Linked DNA regions of Homo sapiens: region 2 is linked to region 1. Evidence: chromatin loops called from intact Hi-C (ENCODE). Cell type or tissue: heart right ventricle. All regions are shown on one strand. Region 1 overlaps GRIK4 (glutamate ionotropic receptor kainate type subunit 4). Region 2 overlaps GRIK4 (glutamate ionotropic receptor kainate type subunit 4).

Evidence for each region. Hi-C counts contacts between places; a loop is a spot of excess contacts. Peaks named below come from ENCODE experiments on the same cell type or tissue, not always from the same donor. Only the 100,000 strongest peaks of a DNase experiment are listed, where the experiment ranks them.
Region 2: a loop joins it to region 1, with 4 times the contacts of the local background. A loop is called at or near these places in 12 of 110 quality-filtered maps.

What each region holds. Positions count from the first base shown.
Region 1 is chr11:120,684,085-120,686,584 of GRCh38, forward strand. All of the region lies in intron 3 of GRIK4 (glutamate ionotropic receptor kainate type subunit 4), which reads left to right. Among named protein-coding and RNA genes, the nearest start is that of GRIK4, 170 kb to the left of the region's middle. In heart right ventricle, a CTCF peak has its summit at 1,044 (motif pointing left); a DNase peak (open chromatin) is centred at 1,007; H3K27me3 peaks cover 346 bases.
Region 2 is chr11:120,816,231-120,818,730 of GRCh38, forward strand. All of the region lies in intron 5 of GRIK4 (glutamate ionotropic receptor kainate type subunit 4), which reads left to right. All of the region lies in intron 1 of LOC105369532 (a long non-coding RNA gene), which reads right to left. Among named protein-coding and RNA genes, the nearest start is that of TBCEL, 210 kb to the right of the region's middle. In heart right ventricle, no CTCF peak of the experiment used is centred here; a DNase peak (open chromatin) is centred at 1,067.

The DNA of each region.
Region 1 (2,500 bases):
GAGGCTGAGGTGGGAGGATTGCTTGAGGCCAGGAGTTCGAGACCAGCCTGGGCAACATAGGGAGACCCTGGCTCTACAAAAAAATAAAATTAGTTGGGCGTAATGGTGCATGCTTGTAGTTCCAGCTATTTGGGAGGCTGAGGCAGGAGAATCACTTGAGCCTGGGAGATTGAGGCTGCAGTGAACTGAGATCTCACTACTGCACTCCCATCTGGGTGACAGAGCAAGAGCCAGTTTCTAAGAAATAAAAAAGGAAAGAAATCAAAGCGAAACAAATGGAATATGAATTTGATTTAATTGATGGTCGGTTGGCCCATTCAGTTATTCATAGTATGGCCAAGCCATTGTAAGTCAGGGTTAAGAAGAAAATTGACATTATTTGATCCCTAACCTCTAAGAGTTTGTGGAGACAATACGAACACACATGAAAAGTGAATGACAGTGCAAGACCGTTTAGTTACTTTAGCAAGGCAAAACATATTTAAGTGTTCAATGAATGATGCAGACTCTAAATATATGGTAAAGAGCCTAGGTGCAGGAGAATTCACCCTTTCTTTACCAGAGTAGTCAAGGAAAGCTTTTCTGTGCTTACCTGACACGGTGATTCATCTTGGAGGAGTAAATAAAGATGCTTTTTTTTTTTGGAGACGGAGTCTCGCTCTGTCGCCCAGGCTGGAGTGCAGTGGCGCGATCTCAGCTCACTGCAAGCTCCGCCTCCCGGCTTCACGCCATTATCCTGCCTCAGCCTCCGAGTAGCTGGGACTACAGGCGCCCGCCACCGCGCCCGGCTAATTTTTTGTATTTTTAGTAGAGACGGGGTTTCACTGTGGTCTCGATCTCCTGACCTCGTGATCCGCCTGCCTCAGCCTCCCAAAGTGCTGGGATTACAGGCATGAGCCACCACACCTGGCCATAAAGGTGCTTTTTAAGCTGTGAAGGAAGTCAGATGGAATGGAAGGGAACCTCTGAGTCAGTACTTCTGTGGAAGATGACATTTAGATCTGCTGCCATCTGTCGGTGAGTGTGGAAAGGAGCTTGGAGCTTAGTCTTCAGGTACTGGAAAGGAAAGGTGCCAAGAGGAACCAGGTGTTGACACCTCCCTCTCTGGAGGACAAGTGAGCTTTAGTCTAGTTCATTGTCGTTAAAAATATGACCCTCAGACCAGCAGCATTGACATCACCTAAGAGAGTGTGAAAATCCAAAATCTCCAGTCCTATCCCAGAGGTACTAAATCAGTGTCTGCATTTTCATCAAATCCCCAGGTGATTCTCATGTTCATTAAAGTTTGAGAAACATGGGTCTAACCCTTGTCATGTAGGGCTCTTCTGGGATACCTCCTGGGTCCGCCCGTACCCCTCACCTGCCAGAGATTCTGATTGGTGGGACTAGGATGGGACTTGGAAGTTAATATTTTTAATAGGTACCCCCAGATGATGCCATCAGACAAGTGTTCAAAGCTCTGCTTTAGGCTGTTCTGTTGCTGTGCCCCATGTCCCTGGGGCAGGCCGGCTTTTTCTCCATGCACACACCTGGACCTAGGCATTCTTTTCCCTATCAAACTCATTTTTTTGAAGACCACCAACCCAATGGCATTTTCTTGGTCTTCCTCATCTCATCCCCCTTCACTTTTGCAGCAGTTGCAGTTCTGAAGCTTTTTGAAGCTCTCTCTTGATCTTGGTTTCCATTAGGCTATGGTCGTCTTTCTCAGTCCTTCTCTTATTGCTAACAACTCCTTTCTTGTCTCTTTTGCTGATGATTCTTCTGCCCTAAGCCCTTTGTGCCTCCCTCACCCTTTCTGGGCAATCTTGTGCCCTCCCTGGAAGTAAACAACTTCCAAATCATCTGCAGCGCTACCTCTCTCCAACTCCAGCTGTGCGCAGAGTTCAACATGTGTTGATCTACTTAGGCTGTAGATTTCAGCTGAGGGATGTTGGGTAAATTAATTTACTTTTGAGTCTCAGTATACCTTTAAAGTGGGATTAATTACATGTGATTCAAGGGATTATTTTGGACACCAAATGGGATAATGTATGTAAACTATGTGGCACATCGTAAGCGCATAATAAATGTTAGTTTCTTAAAAAAAAGCATGATACATCCATCAATCTGAACCCAATTCTTCATACCTATCCTGCATTTTTAAAGTGTGACTTTACTCATACCCTGCCCTCTGCTTAGAATATCCATTTTTCTGTCTTTCAAGGCCAAACTCTGTTGCTGCCTCAACCGTGAAGTCTATTATCAACCCAATTCCAAATCAGCTTTCACACAAATACCTGTACTTCTTTAACTGTGCCACTTATAGTACCTAAATCACTGTCTACCTTGTATTATAATTATTTAAGCACACGGTATCTTTCCTAAAAACTGAAAGTTCCTTTTAGGCCAGGCTCATGGCCTTACAATAGTTGTATTCCCCAGGGGGCCTCACACAGTGCCTGTGTACCATACCAGGGAAGCTCACAAGTCCTGCTGGTAGTGGATGGGCTGCATCACGTCT
Region 2 (2,500 bases), 130 kb after region 1:
GTCCTGGCATCTTTCCTGGTCCTTCCTGGATCCATCAATCCTTCCCCTTCAGATATATCCTCGGGAGACAGTGAGAAATTGGCCCCTTAGCCCCTGTCTGCCCCAAGGGCCTTCCAGCCAGGTCCTTAGGGGGCAGATGGAGCTTGGTGGTCAGGCATGAGGTCAGGAGCTGGGTGGGGGCGGGGGCAGGGACATGGGAGGAAGGCTCAGTCTCGCTTCTGCCCTAGAGGCCTGGAGGCTCAGCCTTCCAGAAGCTCTAGTCTCAGGAGGACACAGTTCTTAGAAACAGGAGGAACACTTGCTGCAGGAGGGACTGGATGCCTCCTCAGTGAGCCGCTCCTGCCAGGGCAGGAGCAACAGACAGTCCTCTGCCCACCCCATGCCTGCTGGGAGTCTACCCCTCTGATGCCACCACTGTCTCTTATGATCCAGGGCTCAGTGAGTCCCTGACGCTTTGGGCAGAAGAATATTTATCTTCCCGATTTTAGGAGCCCACTCTCAGAATTGTGTGCACGTTTAAGTGCCGCGATCCTAGTCCTGGTCGCGTTGGTCCTGCTCCTCCAGTAGCTGGGCCTCTCTCTGTAGGCTGTACCCTTGAGCCTTCTTACATGGGCTGGGGCTGACAAGTCCCCATCCTCCTCCCGGTCACATATCCTCAAATACAACTCTGAGGCCAGCCCAGGCCACAGAGGAGCTCTGTCCTACTAGGTCCCTCCCAGCCTCTCCCAGGCCGTGGCCCAGGAAGTTAGACCTCACGTGTAATTTACATCTTTCTTGCGGCACTCTGAGAAACAGCTTAAATCTATGGCAGGTCATTATTGTAGCAGTGGCTCTGATCTTCACTAAGTGGGGCAGCCAAGACTTCAGCTCCCCATCTTCTCTCTTCTGCATCCTCTTTTTCTTTCCTCCTCTCTCCCTTCTCCCCCACCACACAGTCTTTGCTGTGCATCACATCCTCCCCCAAGCCCCACTCCAATATGGCCTCCTTTTGGGGTTCAGTGGCTATTTAATCTCAGCCAACACATCCCTTCACCCTGTCTGGCATTTCAGGCCAGAAGCCAAGCCCATGATCTGCAGCCAACTCCTCTGCCCCTGTGCCAGACCAGCCAGCCAGACTGCACTGCCCTGGGAGTGGCCAGACGCTTACCCGCCTTTGTCTGGTTATGTTTCTTCTAGAGCAACTTTTCCTCTCTGCTCAGATTATGCATTTATTTTAATGTTTTATGAGGCTGAACTGCCTTATGCTGATTCTCCCCTGCTCCAGGGAAAAGCAATGGAGTTCTCACCCAGGAGTCCATTGCTTTAAATGCTGCTGACATCTCTGCAGCCCTTGTGGCTGGCTGCCTTCTGCCTTGCTGCTCCCCTCTCCATTCTGCTCACCTCTTCTTGTCCCCCACACACCTCCGTGATGGCTTCCTGGGATACATTTGCAATTGCACATTGAGTATAGATCGATCTTTGTCCCAGAGAGGGAACCATAGGACCAGGACTGGGCTGGGCTATCCCTGCCTAGACCCAGCAGAGCCCAGTGGGCTTCAAGGAGACTGTGCCGAAGGCTCCCCATCAGCTCCCCTTCCTCAGCCCTCACCCCCTGTACGCACAACTCCAAGAGCTTTGCGGGAGCTCCTACATTTGGGGAGGAAGGAGAAAGAGCCTTGCGCAAGCACTTATTATACATTAGGTATTGAACTATTATATACCCTACACACAGGTTCACATTTTATCCTCCCAGAGCTCTAAGAAGCACCTGTGGTTATCTCCATTTTAATGATGTTTTGACAAGTTAAGTGGTTTATCTGAAAATCACACAGCAGAACCTGGATGCAAACCCAAGTCTGTAGACTCCAAAACCCATTTGTTCTTCACCTTCCTGAGTCCTTCCCATCCATCTCTAGGATCCGTGGATTCACGGTATCTCTAAGGGGTCCACAGTACTAGGGGGTGCTAAGGGGTTGTGCTCTATTGGATTCGCTGCTAATGGAATGTGGTAGGCTAGAGGGTTACACAGGGACGACCTTGGTCAGAGGTGTTCAAACGTTCAAACCAGCCAGCCAGGCTACCCTGCCCCTGTCGGGCCTTCCCCTCTATCTTGCCCATTTGTGACCTTTTCCTTTCAAGGTCTGTTTGTTATTCACTTTAGACAGAGTGGATGGGATACAAAATACAAGCGGGAAGAAAGATCCGTTATGACACAGATCAATGTCACTCTTTAGAATTGCCTTTCATAACTCACCAGACTCTCCCCCATTCTGCATTTTTCAGTTTCTGGTGGAAAATATTGGTTGCCCTCTCCCTATGGTTTAAAGGCTAATCCTAGTTGAATTCAGAAGTTTTTCCCCTAGTTTCTGCTAAATCTTTATCCTCTTCCCACCTCAGTCTCAGAGGAGCTCTGGTCTCCAGCTGACTTCTCCCAAAAATTTAAAAGGATAAAGTAGGAGACTCCTACAGAGACCATCCCAACATCTTCGCAGACTCTTGGCAGGATAAGTTGTGGGCCAGA